2 separate regions of the Homo sapiens genome follow, and region 2 is linked to region 1. A link is an interaction called in ENCODE POLR2A ChIA-PET data of the cell type or tissue named here. Cell type or tissue: OCI-LY7. All regions are shown on one strand. Links, peaks and the distances in the headings refer to the core of each region. The heading gives the core; the rest is flanking DNA.

Region 1 (5,378 bases), core at 295-5,294:
AAAAATGATGTTTTTATCTCTGGTGATTTATCAAACTTGAGATTTCACAAAAGATAAACAGATGCATTGAAGAAATAATACATCATCTTAATGCTTCATTTTGACACTTTTGGTTTCTAAAAAGCATGTATCTTAAAGATCTCCCCTCCAAAAACTCAATAGTTTCCATGATTTACACATTTAATTCTTGTTTTTAAGACACACTGAAATGAGAACATGCCAGGAGGCACCTTTAAAGAAGATGGCCACATTTGAAACATACAGATTATTTATAGAAGAAAAACTCAAAGAGCTGAAAGAAAATCTGGTTGTCAACAGACAGTTGCTTTTTCTATGTTTTTTTTCTATAGTTCATTTTGGTTTTTGTGTGGGTGGCTCATGTGAGCTCAAAGGTTATTTGCTAAATGTTTTGTGAGATTAGAACATGTCCTTTAAAACCTAAATTTAAATGTATGTTTACTGCAAACATATTTAACTTTACAATATGTGGTATGGAATAATATTTTTAAATACAAAATTATATCTAGAGTGTGTATGATAAATCAAGAGTTCCTATACTTTTATTTTTATTCACCGTTTGGAAGGTCTTATTCTCCATCCTGTTCCCAGTGGAAAACTCACAAATACAGTATACTTGGTGCAAATAATTTCTTTTTTTACTTTTGGTGTTACTTTTGCCCATCAATTTTGGTACTAATGTAACCATATTTTGAAACTACTTAGATATTAGAAGTTAAATGAACAGGGGCTGTAGACCAGATCTCTGCAGTCCATCATACAATGTACAATTTTTTGATCACAGAGTGGGAAACAAAGGAGCGAAAACACATTTAAAAAGTGGGAAACACATTTAAAAAGTGGGAAGGGCTTATTTTATTTTTTATTTTATTTTGCTTCTTTAGAAATGCTGAGCTCCCAGATTCAGCTCCAACGAGCACTGGGAGCCCTGCAACATGGGCAGATGGTAGCAGCCTGCTGGGATTTGAGTCTTCCTTCTGCCTCTTTTAACTGTGTGACCTTAGACAACTCATTAACCTCTCTGTGCCTCGGTTTCCTCAGATGAAAGTTGAGAAGGCAGTGGTTCCTTCCTCACTGCCTAGTGGGGGATTAGAGTTGCTCTGTCCCTAATATTTTGCACAGGGCCTGATAGGCTGAGCCCTCACTGAATGTTGGCTCCCTTTGCTCCATACGGTCCTAGGGCTTCCACCCATGTTATTTCATTTAATCCTCACAGAAACTCTGTGAAATAGAAAAAAACAAGAAGCATTGTTCGGAGGCAAATCCAGTAAGAGTAGTAGGAAGCAGTACGTGCTAACTTTACCATAAATAAATGCACAAAGAAAGACTTTCAAAAACTCAAGAACACCAGAACCCCCATTCTCTGGGATTCATCTGTGGGAAAGAAACCTCTTAAAGAGTGCGGTGGATGGGGTTGAGGAGCTCCACTGTCTGTCTGGGGAAAGCTGTAGGGTTAACTGGCCCCGGGGCAAAGTCATAACGCCACAGCTTATTAGCGTGTGACCCCAAGCAGTTGTTCACCCCTCTGAGCCTCAGTTTCCTCAGTGGGCTTTGCAAGGTTGTTGTGGAGATTAAACAAATTACAAGGGCCAAGCATTTAGCGAGTCTTTGGCAAAGAGAATATTTTCTATAGATGGAGATGGCTGTGATGGCTGTGATTATTACACAGATGGCTGTGTGTTGGCCATTAGACTGGGCTCAAAGGGTGGCATTTCATTAGCATCTAGGTCAAGTACAGCCACTAACTTCTGTTCTTGAGAGTCCTCCATAAAACACACATCATTCGGGTGTCAGACTTTGCTTTTGCCTTTCTTCCCCCTCTCCCCAGGGCAACAGAGTCTTCAGGTCACTGGTGATAAAAAACCACCTCAGAATTTCTCACTTCCTTCAAAGGAGAGTGAGTCAGTGAAGTCTCTAAAGACAGCTTTCTTCAGGGACAAGCTCCCAAGTTCAGGGGTGTGACAGCACTTCTTCAGAAAACAGCATTTGGGGTCTTCTTAGGGCCCAGCTGACCCAAACCTGAAGTTCAACTACATGGCTTGGGGAGATGGAGAAGCTTGGGGAGGGAACCCCAGCATGAAGACCGACGGGCACAACCTGCAGGATGTCAGAGGAGAGCTTTTCACAGAGCTACTAGCATGTTGGGCAGTCTGTGTTCTTAAACCTTCTCTTCCCATGTCTCTTGGCCAATGTGCCATGAAATTAAAATCCACTTTGGCAAAGTGGCATGCTCTGCCAGATTTTTACATACTACGATGCTTCCATCCAGTCAAATTTCCTTCTCATCTTTTTTGTCTAAGAGCCCTCCTTGATGTGAGCACAAGGGACCTCCATGCTCCTACTTCTGCTGGTCTCCATTTCACCAGGCGCCTCCCTCCGACTTCCAATTGGCCACAAGCTTCGTCGCTCTCTCTCAAAGCAATTTTGTGTGTGAGTATAGTCAGAAGGTGAGTTCTCACTTTCGTGTCCCTCCATATTCTGCCAGCTCCTGGATTTCCAGACCTCAAGCATCAGAGACCCAGTGTCCCTGGACTCCCTCGACTCCCCAGGCTGCTCCCAGCCATCACACACTCTCTGAAATGGTGACCCTCAACTCCCAGGTTCACCTTTTTCCCAAAGGCACTGCTCATAGGCCTAGGATTTGGCCGTGTGACTGAAGTAGAGAAAACAAAGCCAGGGGACATTCCTTCTCTTCCCCAATGTTGGGACCTCCAAGATGCTGGGTCTACTGGGATTTGGCAGTGAATTCCATCTGCCTATTCTTGGTGCAACAGACCTTCTCACTGGTTTCCACTGCCCACACATTTAACGGGTGCTAGACAAAGACAGGGGCCAGAAGCAGGGGCAGTGGCACCCAGGGCTCCTTCCCTCCCTACCTCCCTCCCTTCCTCCCTCCCTCAGGCCACTTGTGTGGGGCCACATGAGACTTCTCTAAAGTTAGACACACCAGCAGATGGGTACTGGGGGAGAGGAAGGCACACAGGTGTCACAGCCAACTAGCACCTCTGGTCCTCCCACTCTTCCCCTCCCCTCCAGGCCTCCACCTCCAGTAGTAACAGAAAAACACTGCAGAAACCCAACAGTCAAAGAATGAGAAGTGTTGTCTTACAACTTCTGGTTCTACCCCAAGTCGGGTTTGTCCTTCATGATCTTGGATTTAGTTGAGTGAAAAGGGGAAAGTACCTAGATTCACACAGGACTACTGGCTGATGTTGTGGCATTTTGTTTATCTGAGCTTGCATAATGTAATGCACATTTGAGGAGGCGGTAGGGATATTCCCGTAATTTCCTAGAGGATGAATGTCAAAGCTAAAGCTAAACCAAGGTGAATGTAGTTTATATAAAGAATAGCCCCACTAACAACTGAGAGGAAAATGCTGATCCCGGGAAGAATACTGCAACAAGCACTAATGGATAACATACAGAAATAATGCTTTAATAATGCATGCGATCATGTTTTTATTAACAAAGAAAGTCTTGTTTCAAAACAAATACATCCTTGAGAGGAGTCTGAAATTAATCCCCAATAGGCAGAAATCCACATTATTATATATTCTAATTATAATTACAACCTGCTCTTAATATGAACATTCTAAATTATTAGTCACTTTATTAAGAACCAGAAAGAGGACTTCCTGCTGCATAATGAGAAGTACTCACAAGCTTCGAGAATGAGAAAAGCAAGAGACAATTCTGCACAGAGCTGGAAAGTAGTGGATGTAATTTATTTAATAAAAGTGCCTCCTTTCTCCTTTTTTGTTTAGGAATTGGTACACCCTTAGGGGTTCAGACAGCACCAAGGCTTCAGAGCTGCACTTTCTAGGGCAAGACAAAAATGTGTATCACAGAAAAATAACGATTTATCATTGTAACAGTTACATCCCACTACGGAAACCACCAGAGACTGCTTAACATTTTTATTTCAAACACGGTTTTCCCTAGTTTTCAGGTGACAAACGGAGACAGATGCCAGAAGGTGTTTTTCCATTTGTTCCTAATAAAAATGGCTAAATTCTGAGTTCATTGTCATCTGGGGTGACATTAAGACTGTGCTTTAGGCCGGGGACGGTGGCTCACGCCTGTAATCCCAGCACTTTGGGAGGCCGAGGTGGGCAGATCACGAGGTCAGGAGATTGAGACCACCCTGGCAAACACAGTGAAACCCCGTCTCTACTAAAATACAAAAAATTAGCTGGGTGTGGTGGCGGGCACCTGTAGTCCCCAGAGTAGTGAGCAGAGATCATGCCACTACACTCCAGCCTGGGCGACAGAGCGAGACTCCGTCAAAAAAAAAAAAAAAGACTGTGCTTTAACAGACTGATCCTTCTCTTCCTTCCTATGCATTCTTCCTTCAAAAGGCTCCAAAGGCAACATCTGGGTCTGGTCACTGAAGACAGATGGGCTCCTTCTACTTCTTCTCCCATCCCCTGGAGGCCTCTGCCAGAGGGTAACATGCTATTTGAATGTAATGATACGCTGGTGAAATTTTACTGGCTAGTGTTATGTTTAGTGCATCCTTATCTTTAGGACCCGTTCTGTACAGACCTCCTCATTACAGATGGATTTCTCGATTTCAAAACATTCCTGGGCTTTCTAAATGCTGTCATTGAACTAATTCTTATGATTTTTCTTCCATTACTTTCTTTATACTTCCAAGTCCTCTTTATCTGACATTGAACCTGAAGCCAGTTTCCTGAAAATAATCACTTGTGCTACTGTGGTTATGAACCAATAAAAGGTTCAGGGTTGATTTGGATTTATTTTGTACTGTGCCATCATCAAATCCTTGATATTTTCTCCGGGTGTGAAGACCTCATACACTCAGACTTAACCTGTTTCATTTTCCTCTTTTTCTTCCCTTTAAGGAACAAGGTCGAAAATGTTCTACTTTGGTTATAAGAACTAAGGTTTTCCTAGAGTAGTGATTAGCAGTAATAAAAAGGTTTTATTAAACATTAACAAAGAGCCAGATGCAAAGGCAAGAGCTTTGGAGCGTTGTCTCATTTAATATTTCCAACAGCCCCACGAGGTAAATATCATGCTCTCTACATTTTATAAATGAGGAAGAAACTGAAGCTCAGAGAGGGTTTGTAACTCACTCACAGTCACACAGCTGGTAGAGGTAAAGCCGGGATCTGAACCTGGTGACCTGACTCCAGAGCCCCCATCCTCAGTCCTCACTAAGCTCCACTGTGCTCTCAGCAAGCAGGCTGTGCAGCCCAAGGCTCAACTGTCATGTTTCTAAGGTGAAATGAATTGTGCAGTGATTCTTTGACTTCCCCCTTCCTTTTCAAACTTGATCACATTTCTGAATGCTTAGAAGTTTTGCACCAGGAGTCCATATAGTCCATCCTCATGTC
Region 2 (5,378 bases), core at 171-5,170, 870 kb before region 1:
CAGCTGGTATGAGACTTTTTGTCCTTTTCCCTTCTGCTTTTTTCTGCCTGGAATGCAAATGAAATGCCCAGAAGCACAGCAGCCATTTAAGGAACAATGTGTTCTAAAAGCATACACTATAGATGTCAGAGCCAAGAGCCAGGTCATTGACTTTATCATGGAGCCACTGTCTAATCCCAACCTGGTTGCTGTCAGACTGCTTGTTGTATGAGAAAAATACTCCCATTTTGGTTACACCACTGAAGTAAGGTTTTCTGTTATATGCAATCAAATGTAACTGACATGGTGCAAAACAACACTATAGAGTGTTACCAACATAATCATGTCAATCATGATCAAAGGATAAAGACATGCATGGGAATTGAAACACCCAATGTGGGATAATGGTTTTCTCTGGGTGGGAGTGAGGGGATGACACTGGAGAGAGGAACGACCGGGGACTTCCACTGTAGTGTTAATGTCTGACTTCTTACGTCAAGTAGTGAGTACACAGGCGAGTTTTATTACCTGTTAAATCCTTTTGTGTATCCTAAATATTTTATAATAAGATGTGAGTATAAAGAGTAGCTGAGAGGAAAAAATATAATGGTAAAAAGGGAAAGGCCTTACTATTTACTGGTTGGCCCACCTGATTAGCTGTATCTCTTTCCACCAACAGGTCCTAAAATCCTAAGGGCACTTGGCTTAATGAATCATCCAGCTCAACATTCTCACTTTGTCTAGGAATTGCCACCTCCCTTGGATAAGCATAATTAGCTTACTCCTACCCTCAATGGCCAGGTTCTGATACATACCCCTCCTGGGATGGGGTAATAGAGAGAGGCTCCCCACCACTGCCCAAGAATCAGACATCAGATATACTGCATCAGTGGAGTGTAACGAAAGAGGTGGCACAGAATAGCTTGGACATACACAAGGCAGGGCCACAGCCCCAAAGATTGAGTCCACGGGTCCTGGGAACCTGAGCTTCTACCTTGCGAAAATGCTTCCTAGGTAGTTCTGAAGCATACCTCTTCTTGAGAACCCCTGTCATGAATCATTGTCTTTATCCTTATCTTCCCAGCCAGAATATTTAAGAGCGTTGCATTCTACAGTTTATATCACAAAATATTTTTTAAATTTCCAATTATAAAATGACATAATAATATTGAATGAATAAACTTTTGAAAATGACATCATTCTCCCTGATCCTGAAGATTCTGCTGTTCCCCCTCAGGGGGGATATGCCCCACTCCATCCACCCCGGAAAAAGCTTAGTCCATCCCTCTGTCTCTCAGAAGATTTAGCAGGAAGAGGTCATATGTGTTTGGGGAGATCCAATATTCTCAGAAATATACCTCCATGTTTCCAGACTATTCTATTGCCCCAGAGTTGGAGGGGGTACTTACTGGAGGAACAGACAGCCCAGGTGGCAGGGAATGGCAACTGTCAACAGCAAAGAACCCACTAGCATCACTCTTTTTTTTGATACGGAGTTTTACTGTTATTGCCCAGGCTGGAGTGCAGTGGCACAATCTCGGCTCACTGCAACCTCCGCCTCCTGGGTTCAAGTGATTCTTCTGCCTCAGCCTCCCAAGTTGCTGGGATTACAGGCATGCGCCACCACGCCTGGCTAATTTTTTGTATTTAGTAGAGACAGGGTTTTACCATGTTGGTCAGGCTGGTCTCAAACTCCTGACCTCAGGTGATCCACCCACCCTGACCTCCCAAAGTGCTGGGATTACAGGCGTGAGCCACCGCACCTGGCTGCATCACTCATTTTTAATGAAACTCTTCACACAGCCTCCATCTCCGTTTCTGGGCTGATGTCTAAGAAAGTTCACACCGAGAGTCACGCACAGGGCTGAGGGTCAAACTCAGGCTGAGGCTCTGTGTCCCAAACGGCATGGGAGAAAGTATCCCTTCCCACCTCTCCCCTTTAGATGGAATCAGTGTTCTGCCCCAAAGGGGCCTAGAATCATCCATCTGCTTTCCCATTTGACAAGTGAGGATGTGGAGTTTTAGAAGGAGGACACACTATACCCCAGCTGTCCCTGCAGGTTCCTCTCAAAGCTAGGATGAGAACTTACATCTTTCAACTCCCCAAGTGGTTATTTTTTAAACTAAGAGTGAATCTAAAAAGCTTCTTTTTTTTATTTGCTCCAAAACTTTCAAAGAACATTGCTTTCATCACCAAATCTTCAAATCATGTGCCAGAATTGTAAAAAGGCTTAAAGGCTGGTTTCACTTCCTGTGTGGAGGCAGCCTGCCGTTAATTGGAACAAGTGAAAAACTGGCCTCCAGGCACACACAACACTTGGGAAGTCCATGAATATTTATCACCGCACTGAGAATTCCCTAAGCGGCACAGTGACAGAAAACAACTTTCAGTTAAGTTTGAGTCTCTGTTCTAATATTCTCCACTAAGACAGCCTGTTCTTACTTGTGAAAGTGATCATTTTCAAAACCATAATGAAGCCAATCTACTATTGGTAGCTCTAACCACAAGGCCCTAAGGCTTAAAATAACAAAACAATTCCTTCTCCAAAATAAACAAGGCTTTTCTTTGTGTATCTAATGAGAGGCAAGACCACAGCTAAGGCAAGTTCTAAGATGTTTACTGTCCCTGAATGCTGAGGTATCTAGATCCTCAAAGAAAAAGCAGATTACACAAAAAAGGGGACCTGTCAGAAAGCATTTGCATAAGTGCCAACCTGAGATCTAAATCCGGAGGATGGACCCCTACTGGAGTGACCTAGGGCAGAGCACTAACCCTGTGATGATTGGATCTTGTTTTCAAGGGACCAACAGAAATACATGGAGGCACAGAGTACAAGGAGAAACATACAAGTGTAAAATGTGCTGGCAAAAAAATCCAGGCATTGAGCTTCTGAAATGAAATGGGGTTTCTCTAAGCACAAATATAAATGTTCTTAGCTTTTGGTGTAATTTTATTCCAAACATAAAGCCAACATCTGTTCTCTCTTTCTCTTTCCTTCTGCCCCTTCTCCCTGCCTGCCACCTCCAAGACTCATGGAAAATCCATTTACCATTGAGTGAAAGAAGCACTGATAATTGAAGAACTAGCCAAGAAGGATGAAATAAAATGCTTTAGAATTGAGTGTAGGTTTCTGGCTGGGCACGGTGGCTCACGCCTATAATCCCAGCACTTTGGGAGGCTGAGGTGGGCCAATCACCTGAGGCCAGGAGTTCGAGACCAGCCAGGCCAACATTGTGAAACGTTGTCTCTACTAAAAAATACAAAAATTAGCTGGGTGTGGTAATGGGTGCCTGTAATCCCAGCTACTCGGGAGGCTGAGACAGGAGAACCGCTTGAACCCAGGAGGTTGAACCCTGGGTTCAATCGCTTGAACCCAGGAGGCTGCAGTAAGCTGAGATCGCGCCACTGCACTCCAGCCTGGGTGACAGAGTGAGCCTCCATGTCAAAAAAAAAAAAAAAAAAAAAAAGAACAGTGTAGGTTTCTCAATGAAATGTTTGAGACATAATCACCCTTTCTTCTTTATCACTCTGAAACACCAGGACCTGAGGAGGTGACCTGGCCATAGCAGCCCAGGGTTTCACATGCCGGCCATGTCCCTAGATCCTAGTGCCTGTCAGAGGCCCCGAGAGTGAAAATGTGGCAGCTCCCATGAAGGGATGGCTGTCCAGCTGCAGAGTCTCACAAAACTAGGGAAGATCTAGGCCCTCCCTTCCTGTGGCTAAGAATCACCCAGTTCAACAGCCATGGTTCAGACAGAGAAAAGTAAGGCCTAGGAGGGAGGAAGTGCCAGGATGGCAGGTATTCTTAGTATCCTTGTTCTCCAAAAGGGGCCTGCTGATCCTAATGGAATTCTCTGCCCCTGCCAGGCTGCATTTTTAGCACTTCGGCTGGAGGCAGGAGTGGGAGACATAGAATGAAAAGAGAGGGAACTGGTTTAACTCCGGTCACGGGTTAGCCAATGCCCAGAGTGCCAGAGGGAGAGTAATCAGGGCTCCCTCCCGGGCACCTGAGGGTTGGCTCACCCATGCCATTAAGCAGGAAGTACCAGAAGCCAGGAGTGCACCTGGCGCCCTTTGCATTTCCTACAAGACCACCTGCGGACACATACTCACGCCTGTACACGGAATCTACTCTAAGAACCAAAGCCTCATTTTCTCTATGTTGCAGCCAACTGACCTCATTGGGAAAACCTAGCTCGATGTGGTAAAAAGGAAAAGAATTTTCTGAGCTGGGTGAGGTGGTTCACTCCTGTAATCCCAGCACTTTGAGAGGCCGAGGTGGGTGGATCGCGAGGTCAGGAGTTCAAGACCAGCCTGCCCAACACGGTGAAACCCCGTCTCTACTTAAAATACAAAAATTAGCCAGGTCTGGTGGAGGGCACCTGTAATCCCAGCTACTTGGGAGGCTGAGGCAGAGAATTGCTTGAAGCCAGGAGGCGGAGGTTGCAGTGAGCCGAGATCGCGCCACATGCACTCCAGCCTGGGCGACAGAGCAAGATTCCATCTCAAAAAAAAAAAAAAGAATTTTCTGGATGTTCACACTCAAAAACCCTAAAACAAAACAAACACAAAAAATAAAAATAAAAAAATTTAAACCACACCCAGTTTGGAAAAGAGTTATGTGGGAAAAGTTGAACAGGAACTGGACTTCATTTTTATACCTTCCTGAGAGGCACATGACAAGAAGCTATTCCTGTACTATGTCAAGTTTGAACTCCATAAGGGAAGGTATGGGGGCAGGAGTAGGAGGGGAATGGCAGTCAGGGCGGGCCCTGCTTCTCTGGAGAACTGCTTGGTCCTGGGTGGGTTTTGCTCAAACTACTAGGAAACAAAAACCTAAAGAGCTGCAGCAAAGGACTTGGGCACTCTAGGGCGACACCGGAGGGCCCCTTCACCAAAGCATTCTGAACAATGGAGGGTGGACCATTCAGGATACACTTCAATAAGAAAAGAACCCTCCTCCCAACACCTTTTGTCTAGGAAAAACATTTCCCCCATACTTGAGTTCAGAAGAATGGAGGAGAACCATTGGTAATAATGGCAAATATATTTTAAGCACATATCACCTGCCATTAGCTCATTACGTCCTCCTAACAATTCTATGAAAAGAGCCTCCCACTGTACCCAAAAAGGAACAGAGGTCCTGAAAGTTAATCACCACCCCCAAAGCCCCAGAAGCCAGTCCCGGTTAACACTTTCATTCCAGTCCCCAGAGGCATAGTGTGCCTCACACAGTGTGAGACCCCTTTCAGTTTTTATAATAATTAATCTCCTGCTGAGAAACATACCAATTCAGAGCCATGTGCTTTGGGTTAAGATTAAACTAACGGCAAGGGCCAAAGTCAAGGCACCCAGGGCTACCTGCCCCTGAGCAAGGAGTTGTTAGAACTGTGTTTAA

The links. Peaks named below come from ENCODE experiments on the same cell type or tissue, not always from the same donor. Only the 100,000 strongest peaks of a DNase experiment are listed, where the experiment ranks them.
Region 2: POLR2A ChIA-PET joins it to region 1 with 5 read pairs; 1 of 35 experiments calls an interaction of 5 or more read pairs at or near these places.

Annotation. Positions count from the first base shown.
Region 1 is chr2:111,033,863-111,039,240 of GRCh38, reverse strand. All of the region lies in intron 15 of ACOXL (acyl-CoA oxidase like), which reads right to left. LOC124907866 (a long non-coding RNA gene) reads left to right here. Exons shown (of 2, transcript XR_007087182.1): 2 at 2,319-4,036. Among named protein-coding and RNA genes, the nearest start is that of ACOXL-AS1, 79 kb to the left of the region's middle. RefSeq lists an enhancer at 1,731-1,960. In OCI-LY7, for the core only: no CTCF peak of the experiment used is centred there; DNase peaks (open chromatin) are centred at 1,880 and 2,980; H3K4me3 peaks cover 1,851 bases; H3K27ac peaks cover 2,537 bases.
Region 2 is chr2:111,903,503-111,908,880 of GRCh38, reverse strand. All of the region lies in intron 1 of MERTK (MER proto-oncogene, tyrosine kinase), which reads right to left. Among named protein-coding and RNA genes, the nearest start is that of MERTK, 7.6 kb to the right of the region's middle. In OCI-LY7, for the core only: no CTCF peak of the experiment used is centred there; a DNase peak (open chromatin) is centred at 2,230; H3K4me3 peaks cover 719 bases.